Regions from separate parts of the Homo sapiens genome. Here region 2 is linked to region 1. The links are chromatin loops, found by intact Hi-C in ENCODE. Cell type or tissue: adrenal gland. All regions are shown on one strand.

The links. Hi-C counts contacts between places; a loop is a spot of excess contacts. Peaks named below come from ENCODE experiments on the same cell type or tissue, not always from the same donor. Only the 100,000 strongest peaks of a DNase experiment are listed, where the experiment ranks them.
Region 2: a loop joins it to region 1, with 4 times the contacts of the local background. A loop is called at or near these places in 22 of 110 quality-filtered maps.

The regions. Positions count from the first base shown.
Region 1 is chr22:24,642,809-24,646,808 of GRCh38, reverse strand. It overlaps the pseudogene BCRP3 and the pseudogene POM121L10P. Among named protein-coding and RNA genes, the nearest start is that of GGT1, 42 kb to the right of the region's middle. In adrenal gland, no CTCF peak of the experiment used is centred here; no DNase peak of the experiment used is centred here; H3K27ac peaks cover 683 bases.
Region 2 is chr22:24,756,498-24,760,497 of GRCh38, reverse strand. It overlaps PIWIL3 (piwi like RNA-mediated gene silencing 3), which reads left to right. Exons shown (of 21, transcript NM_001255975.1): 3 at 509-629; 4 at 2,459-2,590; 5 at 3,793-4,000. Among named protein-coding and RNA genes, the nearest start is that of PIWIL3, 16 kb to the left of the region's middle. In adrenal gland, CTCF peaks have their summits at 1,926 and 2,139 (motif pointing right); a DNase peak (open chromatin) is centred at 2,317.

The DNA of each region.
Region 1 (4,000 bases):
TCAGGAACCTTTCAAGCGGCCAGAACCCCTGCGAATCACACATGACCTTTGCGGGAAGGTCAGGAGGCCTGTCTAAGTCAAGTCAGCACAGGAAGGGCATCTGACAGATTCCAGGCCTGGGGTTAGCAGCCTGTGCCCCCGGCTGGGAGGTCAGACCCGGTGTTGGTCCTGCCACCCACGTGCTGTGTGAGAGGAGAATCCCTGACCCCTGCCCTGGGCCTTAACACACATCCGACGAATGAATGAAGGGTTGCCTCAGCACCGGTGCTCCAAGTCCTGCGATGCTAAGTGCTTTTCTCCTCTGAGTCTTAGCAATGGACAATTCCAATACCTCCACACAGGACACTAGAGTAAGAATCCTTCACAGTTAGAACGCAGTGCTGTGCGGAGGCCCTAACTTGAGTTCTGTTTTGCACCTGGATTTACCAGCACATCAAAGCTGCTTCGCAAGCCCCCTCATTAGCAGGGCTTATCTGGGGGAGCTGCTCATGGAGTCCTCGCTGCTCATGCCCACAGCCCTCCCAGAGTGCTATGCGAGTGGCTGCCGTGCAGTTGGGGGTGGGGCGTGGTGTTTAGACACAGATAGGAGTCCAGGGTATGACTGATGGAGGCCCCGGCCCACGTGACCAGCAAGGTCAGAGGCCCAGCCAGATTCCATCCTGGGGAAGCAAATGAATTCTCAGAGGAAGTGGTCTATGTCTGCATGAACTGCTCTCAAACCAAACAGGCTTCTCTTGGCAACTGACTCGTGACAAAGGGGCAGGGGTTATGGCCATTCAACAGGAATCTGGGACCGTGACTAATTCCAAGCAAGGGCAGAAAACCCTGCACTTGGGCAGTTCCTGGAGCCAGCCTACTGCTTCCAAGCAAGGTGGCAAGGACATTCCTGAGCTGGTTTGCAGGAAACACAGGAGGTAGCTGAAGACGCCGTGTTCCCTGGGGCCTGACCTCACCGTGCAGTGGCCATGCACAGAGAGGAGAGACCCACACATGCTCTTTTCTGCAGAAACAGCTGAAGGGACAGGCACCCTCAGTGCGTGAGCCCAAGCCCCTCCCCACTCACTTGGTGACCACAGCAATCTTGACTCCGAAGACCCCTGTCTGTTTTCGGGACGGCATCCTCTTCAAGCTGAACTCCCTGCTGTTGAACTTGACCGAGAGCTTTACTTCGATCTACAGTGGGGAGAAGGGGCACAGTCCTCTAATCCTTCTGGTCCTCACAGCCCAAGGTCCCAAGGACCCCTGGGAGTCTCATCAAATATTTCCACCCCCAAGGCATGCAGAGGTCTCAGCATGAGGTGGAGCCGCCCCTCGGGGAAGCCCCTAGTCTACTTCAGCAAGAGCCAGGATTGTTGAAGATGATATAAACGACTGGTTTCTGCAGAAGCACCTCCTAAAATCCCCGCTGCTTCTCTTGCTTGCTTGCTTTTTTTTTAGATATGGGATCTTGCAATGTTGCCCAGGCTGTAATCAAACTCTTGGGCTCCAGTGATTCTCCTGGCTCAGCCTCCAGAGTAGCTGAGATTATAGTGTACTGTGACCAGCTTTCTCTTAGTAACAATTAAAAATTAAGAAGGAAAGACAGAATAATGTAAGAAAAAGCCAAGAATCTCAAATATTAACATTTTACCATTTATACCCGGGCCTTTTTGGGTGTGTCATTGCTTTTAAGGTCTAAACCTTTCTGGGGTACCTAAAGACAAATCAGGGGTCTCCATTTCTATGGGCAGCCCCCAGGTCCCTGAGTGGAGGCCCCACCTGTCCTGGTGGTGCCATGAGACCTTTGTTTGAGGAGGGATGCTCAGGGCCTGGCTGGCAACTGCATTCCAGCCAATGAATGACGATTCCCGTGCATGGTGATTCTGCTCTTGGGGGCCCTCCCTTCTCCAACCAGGCTCCCTCTCAGATGCTGCCTCAGGCTCAGCCACCTCTGACTGATTTGAAATGAACAGAGGCCACCCTATCCTTCTGGGGGAAGTGGGCGCCAGGAGAGTCCCACGGACACGTACCCCATTCATGGCGATGACGGCGCGCTGCCAGTCTCTGTCCTGCAGGGCCTGCGGGTCCAGCTGAAAGGAAGGAGTCATGATTGGCAGAGGCCCTGGGGTCTGTTCAGAGGCCCCACGGGGCAGCAGCCCACACCCGCCACTTCCCCAACCCTTAGTCAGAGGCAGAGCCCGACTGCAGCCAGCACCTCCATCCAGAGGCCGAGACGTAGAGTAAGGAGGGGCCTGCCAGACACCCCTGGGACCCAGGGCCCCACTGCTCCCAGAGCCCTGCTGCCTGGGGTCTCCACCCCCTCCTCCCTCTGCCCCTCCCAGTTGGGAGCTGAGGACAGGCAAGGGACCCTAGAGGCCACAGCCACCTGGGCCTTCTGCAGGTGAAGTGGCCAGAAAATAAGAAGCTCTGGAGCAGGTCAAGGAGCCCAGCCAGCTGCCCCTACTTCACAGGTGTGTGCACCTGGGCCTCCCTCCCTGCACCTGCTCAGCACGAAGGCTCACCACAGGCACACCTGGGGGGTGACCCCTTCTCACCTCCCCGTCTAGGTCCTACTGGTTAACATTTCCCAAGGCTCTGAACTGTGCAGCCAGAGTGGCACAGAGAAGCAAAGGGCGGCGGGACGTCTCCCACCGGGGGCCATGTGGCCACAGGCTCTCATTCCACACCTGGCCCTGAAGGTCGTCAGAGGCCACACTCCAGGCCTCAGGGACCCCACCCTGAGAATCAGCATCTGTGAGCAGGGAGCAGTCAGTCAGAACCACACACAAAAAGGAAACTCTCAAGTGGCACTTTCCCCCGGAGTGAACCCTAAGCAGAGGCAGGAGAGGACAACATGAGGGATGCGGACAGAGTGCGCTTTCTCTGGAAAGGAGGAGTTTATACCACTGCTGGGAGCTTTAAAAAATGGAAACCCTGCCTGTGATATCAGCACTTTGAAAGGCCGAGGCAGGAGTATCACTTGAGCCCATGAGTTTAAGACCAGCCTGGGCAATATAGTGAGACCTTGTCTGTATTAAAAAAAAAAAAATTTAAAAAGGCAGCCAAGCATGGTGGCACATACCTGCAGTCCCAGCTGCTTGAGAGGCTGAGGTGGGAGCATTGCTCGAGCCTGGAAGGTGGAGGCTGCTGTGAGCCACGATCATGCCATTGCACTCCAGCCTGCGCAACAGAGCGAGAGACCCTGGCTCTAACTAACTAACCAAGTAACTGGAAACATAGAAACATGTTAAACAGGAGACATTCTTCCCTTTCCTTCAAAGAACAGCCATCACTGGGCCCCTCTCCCCTTGAAAACTCAGAACTGGCAGAAGCAGCTAACAAGCAACCCAGAGTCCAGGTAAGAAAAGACAGAAAGAGAAGCTGTCCAGACATCAGGCAGCTGCCCCTCTGAGCCTGCCTGGAACCACGGCCCACATGCCAGCCCATTAATAAAATAATAATGAAAACTACTCACATCTAACAAGAGATTAGACATCCAGATAGAGGAGGCTCAAATATCCCCAAACAATGCAATGCAAAGGGTCTTTGCCGTGGCAAACTATAATCAGACTATTTAAGGTCAATGTGAAAATGCGAATTCTAAAACCACCAAGAGAAAAGGATCTAGTCACCTATAAAGCAAACCCCATCAGATGAAGAGCAGATTTCACAGCCCAGCAAATAGAAAACATGTGCTTAAAGGCATAGGAGGCAGAGAGGTACAGGGCTGGAGACAGGCAAGGCCAGCATTCCCCTCAAGGCGACGGCCAATCTTGGAAGAGGAGGCTGAGAGACAGAGCAGTGATTCTTTTTTTTTTTTTTTTGAGACGGAGTCTCACTCTGTCACCCAGGCTGGAGTGCAGTGGCATGATCTCGGCTCACTGCAACCTCCACCTCCTGGGTTCATGCCATTCTCCTGCCTCCGCCTCCTGAGTAGCTGGGACTACAGGCGCCTGCCACCATGCCCGGCTAATTTTTTGTATTTTTAGTAGAAATGGGGTTTCACCGTGTTAGCCAGGAT
Region 2 (4,000 bases), 110 kb before region 1:
AGCTCTCATTTTATCAGTCAGAAGCAATTTCCTTAAAATGACCTCCTTCCCTTCATCTCACTGACATCTCTCACCCTCTTCTTCCAGCCACACTGGCTGCCTCATTCTTCCTTGAACGTTCCCAACTGCAGAACTCTGCTCTTTTTCTTCCACTGCTGGCTTGGGTAACTTTGCTAATTCACTCAGTACCTCCAAGTCTTGGGTTCTGTGTCACTTTCTCACTGAGGCCCGCTTTTGCCCCCATCAGCTAGTGAAACCTGCCCCTTCACACCCTACCTTCCCAGTAATTCCTGATTCTCCTCGGTTTGTTTTGTCCTTTTTTTGTTTTTTTCCTTAGCAATTACCACACAAGGTGCTATGTATGTTGCTTATTACAACTTAGTTTATGTCACTGGAATGTGAGCTTTTCAGAGGAAGTTCCTTTGCCTTGTGCCCTGCGAGTGCCATTTGGAGGGAGAATGAACACAGTAGGGCACTGCTCATTATTTCTATTTCCAAAAACATGCAGACCCAGGAGCCCCCTCAGTTGCAGTCGACACCCCGGCCGCTGCAGGAGGAAGTCCCAGTGGTTAGACCTCTGCAGCCAAGAGCAGCAAGAGGAGGAGCAGGAGGAGGAGCACAGTCTCAAGGTGAAAGGAAGCAAGAAGGACATGAGGGGCAGGGGATGCTTCATGTGTGAAGGGCTACCACAGCGGTAGAAGGTTCTAGATAGCCTCAGGACTCCCGTGAGGTTTGGTGGGATGGGAAGTGTGTGCAGCTTGCAACTGTCTCTCTTTGTGCAGTGAATTATCTGATGGTGTTTTCTTCACCTTGTGTCTTAACTTGTGGAAGGGAGATGGAGGTCACTGTTTATTGGCCAGTTCAACATAATTGCTTTTCAAATTTAGATGACACATCTGCAGATGATAACTCTAAGTTAACTTAATGGAATTCTAAGAACACCATTTTCTTTCCTCTTTAAATTGTGGCATTAACAGGTTGAACCTGTTACCTACATTGCAGGCTGACAGGTTATCCTCGTTTATACAGCACTCATGCACACAGGCTCAGATATTGTCATTTGCTAAGGTTTCGGCTAATGTGATCCAACTTCAGTCTGGATTCTCCTCTTTGCTTTCTATAGCAAAATAGCTTGTGATGAGTCAAAACTTGAAACACTAAAAAAGAATTGTATTATAGATAAATATTAACAAATGGTTACAAAATCCAGAACCTATAAAATGAGCTTATACATTTGAATAAATTAAAACACATTTTTAATAATCAGATCCTATCTGAAGGGTTGTTATTAAATAGTATGTGTAAATTACATGGACTGGGTGCAGTGGCTCACATCAGCACTTTGGGAGGCCCGGGTGGGTGGATCACTTGAGGCCAGAAGTTCAAGACCAGATTGGCCAACATGGCAAAATCCCATCTTTACCAAAAATATACAAATTAGCTGGGCATGGTGGTATGCGCCTGTAGTCCCAGCTACTAGGGAGGCTGAGGCAGGAGAATCACTTGAACCCAGGAGGCAGAGGTTCCAGTGAGCTGAGACAGTGCCACTGCACTGCAGCCTGGGTGACAGTTAGACTCCGTCTGAAAAGATAAAAGTATGTGGTTTGTAGCGAGTGCCAAGGTGCCAAGCTAGGATACCTGTTTTCTTTTGCTGACATTTTAATATGATGAATTTGATTGCTGGATGTGTCAGGAACTAGTTGGGAGTTTGATAAAATTGTTTCAAATTTTATGTGTAAAATGTAGTTAGTCTGTCACAGAAATGGAGACACTTACTTTGTAAGATCATCATAAACTAAAAACTAGACTCCAGAAGTAAAATTTTGAGGCAAACCATTATTGTAACCCAAGGCACAGACGTCTTGGCCATTTAGGTGTACGGGATTTACAATAACGTGTGCGTATTCCTTCAGGATGCCTCTCGTCACTGAAAGACCGCATTGTGCTGTCATTTAAATGTTAACTTTGTAGAATAGCTACATCGATATGAACCTTAGAATGTAAGTTGAAATAGTGAGTGTGATCCTTTCCTAGTTGCTCTTAATAGAAAGGATAGATCAGTTTTGTATTAAAAGCCAGTTTTATAGATTTTTTAAATGATTGGCTTATTTGGCATTTTATGATGCCCACTAGGGGGCAGCATAGCGCCAGGAGATAGGCTTAAAGACAGAACCAAAGTTTCTAGAATCTTGTACCATGAACAAATACCCAAAGAAATGGGGCACATATGTAGCAGGAATGAATAAAGTGCCAAGGCAACCACGGATGTGAACTGGGGACTCCTTGGGAAAGGTTTCTGGGTAAGGTTACGCTTTTGCGGCAACATATCACGGAAATGTGTTTTGGAACCTTGGGTGGCATCTTTTCTACCTCTAACAAACTTATGCTGGGTGTTAATGCTGTCTTTTCTATTCTTCCCTTTTTATTGTTTAAACTTCTGGCGTTTACATTTATGCAGGGGTGAAGGAACCTGGACCTGAGGCTGGGTTGCATACAGCGCCCTTGCAGGAGAGAAGGATTGGTGGAGTTTTTCAAGACCTGGTGGTGAACACCAGGCAAGATATGAAGCATGTTAAAGACTCAAAAACAGGTATGTTGGTCTAGAACTCAATGTTTATGGAGCTGTTCGTTTTTAACTTTTTTTTTTTTTTTTTCATTGAGAGACAAGGTCCTGCTCTGTCGCCCAGGCTGGAGTACAGTGATGCTCACTTTAGCCTCAAACTCCTGGGCTCAGCTGATCCTGAGCTGATCCCAGCTCAAGTAGCTGGGACTACAGGTGGGCACCACCATGCCCGAATGTGTGTGTGTGTGTGTGTGTGTGTGTGTGTGTGTGTGTGTAATATATACATATTTTATATATGTGTGTGTGTGTGTGTGTGTGTATGTAAATTTTGTAGAGACACGGTCTTGCTGGTCTAGAACTGGCCCAAGCCATCCTTACACCTGGGCCTTCCAAACTGCTGAGATTACAGGAATGAGCTACCACACCTGGCCCATTTTAAACTTTCGATAAAAACTTTAATAGATTCTGGAAAGCTTCTGTCATCACTGTAAGTAGAGGTGCCTCCCACCTTGCCCAAGCTGGTCTGGAACTCCTGGCCCAAACCATCCTCCCACCTGGGCCTCCCAAAGGGCTGGGATTATAGGTGTGAGCCACTGTGCCCTGGCCTGCAGTGAGACTTTTTTTAAAATTAAATATTATTACATAGGGTGGCGCTTTCTCTCCTTTTGGAAACCACAAATGTTCTAATTTTCAATCTATTCAGTATCTTAAACTTCCTAAATGTATGCTTGCATAAGGGCTCATTGAATTGATAGGCATTCTGGACATCAGGTGCATTACAAATGTCATTTATCTCCTTGTCTGACCTAACTTTGGCTTTTCTTTTCTTTTCTTTTTTTTTTTTTTTTTTTTTTTGAGACGGAGTTTAGCTCTTGTTGTCCAGGCTGGAGGGCAATAGTATGATCTCAGCTCACTGCAACCTCTGCCTCCTGGGTTCAAGTGATTCTCCTGTCTCAGCCTTCCGAGTAGCTGGGATTATAGGCACCTGCCACTGTGCCCAGCTAACTTTTTGTATTTTTAGTAGATATGGGGTCACCATGTTGGCCAGGCAGGTCTGGAACTCCTGATGTCAGGTGATCCACCCGCCTTGGCCTCCCAGAGTGCTGGGATTAGAGGCGTGAGCCACCGTGCCCAGCCCTAACTTTGGCTTTTAATATTGTAGTGTCCAAACTGTTTGTTTTGGGCCCAATCAGTCTGTTTCTTTATTGTCATGTGGCTCCATTTTTCAGGTTCAGAGGGTACAGTGGTACAGCTACTCGCCAACCACTTCCGAGTGATATCTCGTCCTCAGTGGGTTGCATATAAATACAACGTTGACTACAAACCAGACATAGAAGATGGAAATCTCCGTACAATTTTACTTGATCAACATAGAAGGAAATTTGGAGAGCGCCATATATTTGATGGAAACTCTTTATTATTATCTCGGCCACTAAA